Regions from separate parts of the Homo sapiens genome. Here region 1 is linked to region 2. A link is a loop called in an ENCODE intact Hi-C map of the cell type or tissue named here. Cell type or tissue: PC-3. All regions are shown on one strand. Links, peaks and the distances in the headings refer to the core of each region. The heading gives the core; the rest is flanking DNA. Region 1 overlaps TEX11 (testis expressed 11). Region 2 holds the start of LOC105373244 (a long non-coding RNA gene).

Evidence for each region. Peaks named below come from ENCODE experiments on the same cell type or tissue, not always from the same donor. Only the 100,000 strongest peaks of a DNase experiment are listed, where the experiment ranks them.
Region 1: a loop joins it to region 2, with 11 times the contacts of the local background. A loop is called at or near these places in 9 of 110 quality-filtered maps.

The regions. Positions count from the first base shown.
Region 1 is chrX:70,662,374-70,667,752 of GRCh38, forward strand. All of the region lies in intron 16 of TEX11 (testis expressed 11), which reads right to left. Among named protein-coding and RNA genes, the nearest start is that of SNORD3E, 180 kb to the right of the region's middle. In PC-3, for the core only: a CTCF peak has its summit at 2,569 (motif pointing left); no DNase peak of the experiment used is centred there.
Region 2 is chrX:70,431,561-70,436,939 of GRCh38, forward strand. It overlaps GDPD2 (glycerophosphodiester phosphodiesterase domain containing 2), which reads left to right. Exons shown (of 16, transcript NM_017711.4): 13 at 747-894; 14 at 1,019-1,101; 15 at 1,352-1,380; 16 at 1,474-1,821. The coding sequence ends at 1,526. LOC105373244 (a long non-coding RNA gene) reads right to left here and starts at 3,733. Exons shown (of 3, transcript NR_171576.1): 1 at 3,119-3,733; 2 at 2,295-2,688. RefSeq lists enhancers at 2,682-2,791, 3,652-3,751, 3,772-3,851, 3,839-4,339 and a silencer at 2,942-3,191. In PC-3, for the core only: CTCF peaks have their summits at 2,424 (motif pointing left) and 2,625; DNase peaks (open chromatin) are centred at 2,441 and 3,001; H3K4me3 peaks cover 2,150 bases; H3K27ac peaks cover 322 bases.

The DNA of each region.
Region 1 (5,379 bases), core at 262-5,261, 230 kb after region 2:
CAAATCTATGTCTGATTGGTGTACCTGAAAGTGACGGGGAGAATGCAACCAAATTGGAAAACACTCTGCAGGATATTATCCAGGAGAACTTCCCCAATCTAGCAAGGCAGGCCAACATTCAGATTCAGGAAATACAGAGAATGCCACAAAGATACTCCTCGAGAAGAGCAACTCCAAGACACATAATTGTCAGATTCACCAAAGTTGAAATGAAGGAAAAAATGTTAAGTGCAGCCAGAGAGAAAGGTCGGGTTACCCACAAAGGGAAGCCCATCAGACTAACAGCTGATCTCTCGGCAGAAACTCTACAAGCCAGAAGAGATTCTCTAAAATTCTAAAATTGAGTGAAAGAAGCCAGATTTAAAAAAAAGGTAAAGTACATACCGTGTAATTCCATTTATATGAAACTCTAGGAAAGATAAATCTAACCTATAGTGATAGAAAGCATACCAGTCATTGCCTGGGGCTGGGAGTGGAGGTGAGGATTGACTGGGAAGGAACACAAGGAAATCTCTCAGGATAATGGAAGTCTTCTATATCTAGACCATGGTAGTGGGTAAATTTGGGGTATAAAGTTGTCAAAATTATTGAACTATACCTAAAATGAATGCATTTTTGTATGTAAATTATATTTTTATAAATTCATTTTAAAATAAATTAGTAATGACTTGCAAGGGTTCCTTTAGTTTTCAAATTCAGTGATTAATGAGCCTAGTCCCCCACAAAATCCTCTTTGACTATAATACATTTTATCAGGTTATACTGATATTTCAGAAAAATGTGGGCAGAAGATACCTCAAAGTTCTCTTAGTCAAAAAATTCTTCTGATGCTTGAATCTCCTCTATAACATTTATACCAAGTCATTCAGTCTTTACTTAAATATATTCAAGAAGACAGAATTCACTCTATTTTAAGAAAATCCATTTCATTGTTTTGGTAGGTCAAATAATTAAGAAAGGGTTTCCTTATGATAATCCAAAATCTCACTCCTTGTAGGTCTCACCCATGGAAACACTCATGAAATAAATTTAATTTCTTTACTCCCTGACAGCCATTCAAATATTGGAAGAAAGCTATCGTGTTTCTCGTAAATCTTCCATTTCCCAAGTTTAACATCCACACTTCCTTTATTCTTCAAATTAGATGATTTTTAGTGCTCTCACCATCCTCAGTGCCTTCCTCTTGGCACACTTGGGTTTGTCAATATCCTCCTTTATAAGTGGTGCCCCTCAATCCAATACAATACAGATGCTCCTCAACTAATGATGGGGTTACATCCTGATAAACCCATGGTAAACTGAAAATATCCTAAATAGAAAGTGCATTTTCAACCTATGACGGATTTATCCAGACATAACCCCATGGTAACTTGAGGAGCTTATTGAATGAGTATTGCTTTCATACTATCATAAGATTGATAAATCCTAAATCGAACCCTTGTAAGTCAAGGGCTGTCTATACAGTTGTTCCCTCGTATCTTTAGAGGATTGGTTCCAGGACACCCTCGGATATCACAATCTGCAGATGCTCAAGTTCCTTATAGTAGTTGCATATAACCTACACACATCCTTTTGTATACTTTAAATAATCTCTAGATTACTTACACCTAATGCAACGTAAATGTTCTGTAAATAGTAGTTACACTGTATTGTTTTATATTTGCATTATTTTCTATGTTGTATTGCTATTTTCTAAATTGCTTTTTTCTGAATATTTTCAGTCTGCGTTTGATTGAATCTGTACTTCAGATATATTCTAACCAGAGCAGAATAGAGGGTGATTGCCACTTTTTCTCCTTCTATACATTAAATCTCTATTGATTCAACCTAATTTGAGTAAACTTTCTTAGTATTTTTGGCTTATGCAGTGCTTATAGTCAATAAAATGTACCAAGTGACTCACATATGCTGCTTTTAGAGCCATATTTTATCTACTTTGTTCTTGTACAATTGGTTTTGGGATCCAATTATAGGATGTTTTGTTGTTTCCTGTTTGTCTTCGTCTTGCTAGAATAGGCTCATCATTTCAACCTATTAAGGTCCCTTCAGATCTGACTCTATCTTCTAACAAATCAGTTACCCTTTTCAGCTTCACATCATATGTACATTCAATCAATATTCACAAACGTCCTCATCTATATATTCCTATTCTAAGTTCATATGGTACATACCACACAATGATGTGTGATTGAACAGCCTTTTATTATTTTCTAATTATTTTATATATGTAAATATTGTTTCTGCATTAATATTTTAGGCTCACTTACAGAATAGATCATGTCTTCTACTTATTCTATAGTGCTTGGCACAGATTAGGCATTTAATATTTGTTGAGTTGGAATCTCAGTCAGGGTATTTTTACAGTATAGCTGTATCAAATGAGTCACAGCTGACCTTCATCTTATGTTTCTTTAGTGGTTTTTTTTTTTTGCATCCATATAGATGCATTTGTGGGAAAGGTACATCTACCTAAGAATTACAAAAAAAAAAAAAAAAACCCTCAGAATCAGTCAAGCACAAGCTGATGAAGTACAGAGGCCACAGTGCCATCTAGTGAATATCACTAGTTTATGTCTGCTGGTCCCAAGCTCATTTTTCGAACTTTATATGGTAAAGAGAAACAATATATAACCAGCACATGAGACATAACTGTCTTCACTTTAGGTCACATAAATATTCTATGAATAGTCTCATCTTTGTGTCTGTTGTAAGTCTTACAGCCATTCTGTGGTTTGAGAGTGTGGTTCAGTTTTATCAAACTATAGTAGTGCTAATGACATTCATGTACCTAAACTGCAGTTGCAAGCTGAGGATGGGACTTCTGTACTGAGTTAAAGAGTACCCAATTGTGCATTCCCATTAACTTACACAGACTATCACCAAAACAAGTCATTATCCATCTGTCAACTAACATTAAGGTTTTATTATGGTTTGCAGCAAAATCCCATTATATCAAGGTGTGATAAACTGCTTCTGTATTTAGAACCCAAGCTCATTTCCTTCATCCTTAATCCATTCAAACCTATGACTTGCACAAACCAAATATTTTTAAATCCTCAAAAATAATATAGCAAAATCAGGATACCAGGCTTAAGGCACTACAAACACCTCAAAGGCAGAGTTGATATCTATGAAACAACATTGTTTAATATTGTCTCATGCAAAGTACTGAAGATATCTGAATGGATAATAGCAATTAAAAAATTTTTATTTATACAATTTAGAAAACAAACCAAAGAAATGATCTATAATTGGCATTGTTATCTCAAAAAGAGGTTGCCAAGTGTGCGAGCTAATGAATCTGTAACCTAATCTACTAAAAAGTTCAAGGGAGTCTATTTCTCAACTCCATTGGCCTGCCCAAATTAACTTCTGACCTATGATTCAATATTTCATTTTAAATCAAAATAAAATGCGTTCTCACCCTCAAAAGAGAAAAGAGCTGAGCTGGAGAAAGTTATAGTGGGATGATTTTTAATAATATAATCTCATTCAGTTCTGATAATCAAAGAGCACTCACAGATCTTAATCACTATTAATTTCCAAATTATGCATAGTAGCAAGGACAGAAATAGCATGAGGAAATGGAATTCCTATATCAGAAGAAGTTGATTGACAGGTATTTATTGAGTCTTTATAACTATTTTTAATGTAATGAGCATCTACTATGCATTAGGCACTATGCTGGGTACAAGGGCAAATAAAGATAAGATATGGTCTCTGTCCTCAAGGAGGTGACTGACAGTCCAATAGATGACTAAGGCAGGTATAGAAATAACTAAAATATAATGAGAAAACAAGTATCTAGGGATAAACAGAACTGTTACAAAGTCTTGGAGGAAAGGCAAGACAAGGAAATTTCCTCAGGAAGCTAAGAATGTCATTAAGAGTTAGGCTTTGAAAAAGGGAATTTTAAGCTAGGCTTTGAAAAGGGAATTTTAGGGATGCAGGAAAGAGGTAATTTGCAATGAAGAAGCATGAAAAAAGATACTGAGGTAGAAAACATAGATCATGGCTAGGAAGCAGCAAGTACTCCAGTTGAGGACAAACATAGTATACAAGGAAATAAAACAGAAACAGTTTCCATGAAAGTAGGTTGTTATAAAGCCAGAAAGCCCCTTGGATTATGTCTCCTGGCATGAGTCTACTTCCCTTTGACTTTCTGCTATGTTTTGATCTAGCACAAAAGCCCTCACCAGAAGCCAAGCAAATGCCAGCACCATGGCCCTTGAACTTCCCAGCCTGCAGAATCATGAGCTTAAATAAACCTATTTTCTTTATTAATTACTCAGTCTTAGGTATTCTGTTATACCAACACGAAACAGACTAAGACACCACTACTTCCCTGATCACATCTCCTAATTCTCCTAATGTTCCCTCAGCTCCAGCCACAAAGGTCTCTTTGCCATTCTTTAAATACCCTAGGGCCTTTGCAGTTGTTATTCCCTCCATCTGGAATGCTCTTTTTCCTCAGGTCTCTACTTAAAAACAATCTTCTCAGTGAGGACTTCCCTGACCACCCTATCTAAAAGTTCAACCATTCATCCGCCTCTGAAACATTTAATATCACCCTTTCCTGCTTAGTTTTCTCCTTAGCACTTATCAATATTTAATATACCAGGAGTCAACAAACTATAGCCTTTGGGCAAAATCTGGCTCACCATATTTTTTGTACAGTTCATAAGTTAGAACAATTTTACATTTTAAGTGCCTGAAATAAATCAAAAGAATCATATTTTATGACACACAAAAATTACATGAAATTCAAATTTCAGTATTCCAAAACATAGTTTTATTGGAACACAGCCACACCAATTTGATTACATACTGTCTATGGCTATTTTCAAGGCACAACAACAGAGTTGATTAGTTTCAGCACAGACTGTATGGCCTGCAAAACCTAAAATATTTACTGTGGTTCTTTACAGAAAGTTTGTTGACCCCTATAATATAACATAATACTTATTTATCTTTTTATTGTTTGCCTCTCCTAGTGGAAAATAATGGGGACAGCAGTATTTGTCCATGTGGATAAAGGTTTTTATATATTTTGTTCATTACTATATCCCCAATGCCTAGAACAGTACTTAACACATAGGAGACAATAAATAAATATTTTTGAATGAATGAACACTAAAAAATTGGATTAGAAAGTTTGGCAACAAAAAGAAGGACACAGAACTGAAGTTTGAGGAGGATTACAAAGTTGAAGGAAGGTTTTTGGATAAAGAAGACTTCAAGGTAATTATAGTGACAGGAGAAAGAAACAGTAGGCCGGGCGCGGTGGCTCACGCCTGTAATCCCAGCACTTTGGGAGGCCGAGGCGGGCAGATCATGAGGTCAGGAGTTCGAGACCAGCCTGGCCAAAAAGGTGAAACC
Region 2 (5,379 bases), core at 88-5,087:
AGGAGGAGATAGTTTTGCTCTATTCAAAGGTGACCCAAGCTGGCTGGGCATGGTGGCTCCCACCTGTAATCCCAGCACTTTGGGAGGCCAAGGCAGGAGGTTCACTTGAGCCTAGGAGTTCAAGACTAGCCTGGGCAACATAGCAAAACCCCGTCTCTATAAAATAAAATAAAATAAAAACCAGCTGAACATGGTGGTGCCCACCTATAGTCCCAGCTACACTGGAGGCTGAGCCTAGGAGGTCAAGCTGCAGTGAGCCAAGACTGCCACTGCACTCCAGAGCAAGATCCTGTCTCAAAAAAAAAAAGGCTGGTCCAAGCCCATCTGGGATATTATTTTCAGAGACGGGCCCCATATTTTCAAAGGAACATTGATAAATTGGAATATATCATATTAGAGAGGCTTGTACAGGGAAGGAAATGATAAGAGTAATGGCTGAAGGAGCTGGGGCTGTGGGGCCTAGAGAAGAGAAGGCTCAGGGAGACAGGGCCTCTGCTCAGGACCCAGGGGAGAGACACATTGTGTGGCCCCAGATAGCAAAGCTAGGACCCATGGGTGGAATCCACCAGAAGACAGAGTTCAGCTATGAAAGGAAAATCATTGTTGGTCAGGGGCTGCTATGGAAAGGCAGAGCTGATACCTCCTTGGCAGTGGCACTGTAGATTCAAGCACAGGCAGGGGGCTGCCTCCCATGTCCTGTGCACCATGATTCTGGACATTCCCTATTTTCTTTCCCACCTTCACAGGGCATTGCATAAGGATAATGTCTCGGTGAACCTATTTGTAGTGAACAAGCCCTGGCTCTTCTCTCTGCTTTGGTGTGCAGGGGTGGATTCGGTCACCACCAACGACTGCCAGCTGCTGCAGCAGATGCGTTACCCTATCTGGCTTATTGTAAGGGCTCTGGGACTGTCACCTCTCCTCTTCTCCCATCCCTGGTTTTCCTTAACCCTGTCCCTCTCTTCCTTACTTATTTCCCCTGACATTCTACCCTTGGGGCCTTTTCCTATTTTCACAGACCCCTCAAACCTACCTAATCATATGGGTCATTACCAATTGTGTTTCCACCATGCTGCTTTTGTGGACCTTCCTCCTCCAAAGGTGAGTGCTTTGTGCCTCAGCTTTCTGGGTCCTTACTTTCTCCAGGGCCCTGGTGATGAGGCTGCTTCAGACTCACATATGCTGCCCAAGGCTTGGGGTCTCTTTAGTTCCTTTGAGATTCTTAGGCCCTTCCTTATACTATCAAATTGGCTTGAATGTAGGAAAGGCAGTTGGGGGGAGCAGGTGTGGGGGCTGGAAGGGCCTGCTTGAAGCTAGCTGAACTCATAATGGGAAGCTTTTCTCCCCACAGAAGATTTGTTAAGAAGAGAGGGAAAACTGGTAAGAACTTTCTCCCCTCACCTCATGTTTCTCCTCCTGTAGCTTTCCCCTTGCTTAACTCCCTAGATGACCCACCCTCCCCCTCCTCCCCAGGCTTAGAAACAGCAGTGCTGCTGACAAGGATCAACAATTTCATGATGGAGTGAATGCCCTGCCCTGCTTCCCCACCCAAGCCAGTCTACATTGCCCAAACAGCAAGGGTTGGAGAGTGGCTTAAGTGGAATGCTTCAGGGGTGGTGGGTTGCAAGTGGGGGGAGCTTTGCCAACAGGAGGTTTTGAACCATGAGGGCCCTCTGCCCAGGTGATGGGCATTCCCTAAGCTGCTATGGAATCTGCTCCCTTTGGGGTTTTGACCTGAGATGTTTGGGAAGAGAGTGAGTAATGAGAAGTTTCTCCTCAAATGAAACTAGAACAGAGGAAGTAAAAGGGAGATTGCTCGGATAATGTCTCAGACTTGTGTGCACGTGTTCTTGCATAGAAGGCACAGGGTGTGTCGGGGTGGGATAGCTTGGAAGAGGGACTGAAGGAGATAACGAAATGGTCTTTTCCGGAGAACTGTAAGATGATAGAGACACCATCGCCACTCCACGATGTACTGTCTTCCTCGACCCTTGCAGCTTAGCTGTTTTCCTGCCTAGAGGCTAGGAGCTGAAGAGCCCGTCTAGCCGTGTAATTCTGTGCTTACAGGTGGCTTTTTGCTGTGCGCAGCCTTTTCTTCAAGGCAGGTTGGTTCCTGTATCTTGTCTTAATCTGTTACTCAACGAATGTAATCTCCATTTGGTCACAGCCTAATCTTTTCGGCCCAGGGGCTGGGGAAAGGAGGCACCTTCCATCTACGGTTGGATGGGACACGACCTTGAGGGGCCATCAGGGGGAGATGGGAGGAGGTGGGTTGGAGGTGGGAGGAGAATCACCTGCGGCAATGAAGGACTCGCGGGAGGCTCGCGGGAGGCCCGCAGGAGAGCAGCCACCTCGGGGGCGTCCGGAGGCCGGGCGCGCGGTGCAGGGTTGCACTGTAGCTCCACCTTGTGGCCGCCCCAAGAGGAGGGCCGCATCCGTCGTCGCCGTGACGTATTTGCTGAATGCCACCTGTTTTCCGTGCCGCTTGGGGACTCGTGTCCTTGACTCAGGACTCCGAGGGCAAGGTCCGATTTCCACAAGTTTTCGCTCCTCTGGGCTGCGCGCAGGGTCCAATTTCCGGCCCAGCCTTCCCTTGGAGGAGCAAGTTCCCCAATGTGTTTGCGGCTCGGGAGTCCCTGGGCTCCGCAGCTAAGGTGGCCAGTGCGGAGCTGACGGAGGATGAAGAGTCTAGTAGAAGAAGGGAGGGGCTAAGCCAAAAATGGGGACAAGAGGGGCTCTGTGGTGACCCCACAGTCTTCCGCCACACCCACATTCGACCTAGTTCGTATCTCCACACGGAGGGAAGTAGAACTAAGGAGTCGGCCAGGTAGGGAGGTCGGGTTCTCGGTTCCTCCTCTCTCGCCAGACTGGGACCTGGGGCAGCACTGGCATCCTCGGGACAAGACCCGCCCCCCACCCTCGGTTGCCGGGCAGCCGCGGGAACTACAATTCCCAGTGAGTCCCCGGCCATTTCCGGTATCTGGCTGGACGCAGGCGAGTTTGAATCCGTGTTCCCGCCCCCTTCTCCCGGGCCCACCCCTTTCCTTTCTGGCCGCCCCGCCCTCTCCGTGCGCATCCCTGCACACTCCGGCTCCGGAGGCCGGCCGCGCCCACGTACCTGACCTGCAGCTGGCGCGGTGGGCGGGGGTGCCAGCATGCGACGCACGGGGAGGCTGGAGGCGCGCGGAGAGCGAACGCCGCAATCCGGTCCTGGTCCTGGTCTTCCTGGGAGTCCACGCCGCTGTGTACCGGGCAGGTCTCTCCTACACTCTGCCTTTTCGAGCAGCATTTCCTTACTTTTCCTGGTTCCCGATCCATCCCCTCTCTTTCAGGCTGGCTACCAGCCTTAGCTCTAGGGCCCCCAGTCTGCCCGGTACTGCCGGGCTGTCACCTCTCAGCACGTACCTCCTCCCCCATCCCTACTTTTCTGTCCCTTCCCAATCGCCCAGTCTCTTCCTCCCCTCACCTCCCAACCTCACCCTGAAGACCTCCAGCAACTCCATCCCTGCAGCCCCAACCTCTCAGCTCTCACACTCTCAGCTGCGGCCCTCTAAACCCAGCGTCTGGCCCCCCAACCCAGCGCCAGCCTCTGACCCCTTTCTCCTAGCCCCTAGCCTTGGGTACGCAGCCTTGAGCCTGCCACCGGAAATCCTCACTCTCTTCCCAGGAGAACTGGACAGCTAAAGCGGTTTAACCTATAGGCCCTGGGCCCTGGGCTGGAGACTGACACTGACAAAAACTTAAGGGCGGAGGACCCGGGGGAGCTGCTCATTGGGGTTCGGATGTAGTTGCTCTTCGTTATTTTTAGCTGCTGACTCACAGCTCCTGGCATCCGGGTTTGGGGCTAGCAGGCTGGGCTAGGGGGCTATTAATAGAGCAGGAGCACAGCCCCGACCCAGTTCAGTTTGGAAACACAGAGAGCAAGAAGCGTCCCCTGCCACTATGCCCTGTGGAGATGTGGACTGAGCAGTGGCTGGGCCAGATGCTGTCTGGATGCTAGTTACCTCACCCTGGTATCTCTACCTTGGAACTCTTGAGGGAAACCCCACGAGGAGACTCCTGGGCACAGCTCTCCCCTAAGCTCGCCATGGCTTGGGGCTCTGCCACAATCAAGCTTCTGTTGTACTAGCCGAGAAGGCAGAGATGCGTCCCAAGTGGAAAGATTGTTTTGGTCATGGCCTTGGCCTGCCTGGACCCACTCCTGGGCCAGAATGCTAGGTTACTAGAAGGAAAAGCTATGGATTTCTGGTCCCCCACAGCCTTCATAAGGATGGAGTGCTTCAGCATGGTCCTAACACAGGGGGCACAGAGCTGGGGATCCCCAAACCAGACACAGAGCTCAGAAGCTGCCAGATTCTGTGCTTATCACACCCCCAACCCCGCCATTCTTTTTATTTCTTTCCATTTTGTTGAGCTCTGTCCCAACTCACAGGGATTTACAGACCTCATGATCTCTCCCTTGTCTGGAGAGAAACCGTATTCATGAAAGCCACTGCTTGTCCCCAATGAGGTATGAATGATCCTTTATATATTGTCATTCCCATTGACCTTTTTATTTTAATGGGCTAACGTAAGAGTTTCCTAATGTATACATTGGGAATCGTGAGGAAATCTTGATGGACTGATCAAAATTATTCCCACGCAAGCTCAATTTTCTAGAATTCCCATTGACTAAGGGTGCACACCCACAACAATGCTCCTCCCCTCCTTGCAAATCAGAAACTTCCACCTTCATCGACCCGAGTCTCCAGCCCCCAGATGAAACCACATTTGGGGCAAGAGTGATCGTTTCACCACGCACAATATGGAGGTCACTCAGTGAAGCTCTATTTTCAAGAATGAGCCCAGCTTATCAGACAGACAGCAGCAGACCGCGCGGTCCCAACCCCGTCTACTTGCTGAAGGAGCCGGAGTGGCGGTGGAAGGGGAGATAAATGGTCTCTCTGCTTGAAAATCCGTTCCTGAAGTCCTCCATCGCCTGGTTGCCTAGCAACCAGAGCTGCTTGCAGCGGTGTGGGGCGCTTTTGGTCCGTAGGGGGCGACTGTCTCCCTGGGGTCTCAGGCTGGAGCCCTAGCAGTTGGGAGGGAGGTTCCCTAGTTAAGTGTCACAGTGTCTCAGTGTGGCTGACCTCCTCCCAGCCTTGTCAACCCAGTCCGGTCTGAGCGGCAGGGAGCCTATGGAATGAGGAGAAGCCCACTATGAGTCTGAAGGGATTTTGCTCACAATCATTAAAAATGAAGAGAGAGAGGGTGGGAGGAAGGGAGGAAGGAACCTGTTAAAGGGGATAGGGCAAAAAAGGGGGTAAGGAAGGGGCCTGAGGAGGGTAGTTTGACCCTCTCCATTCAGTCGAGGCTTATCAATGCTTATTTTTCAATCAG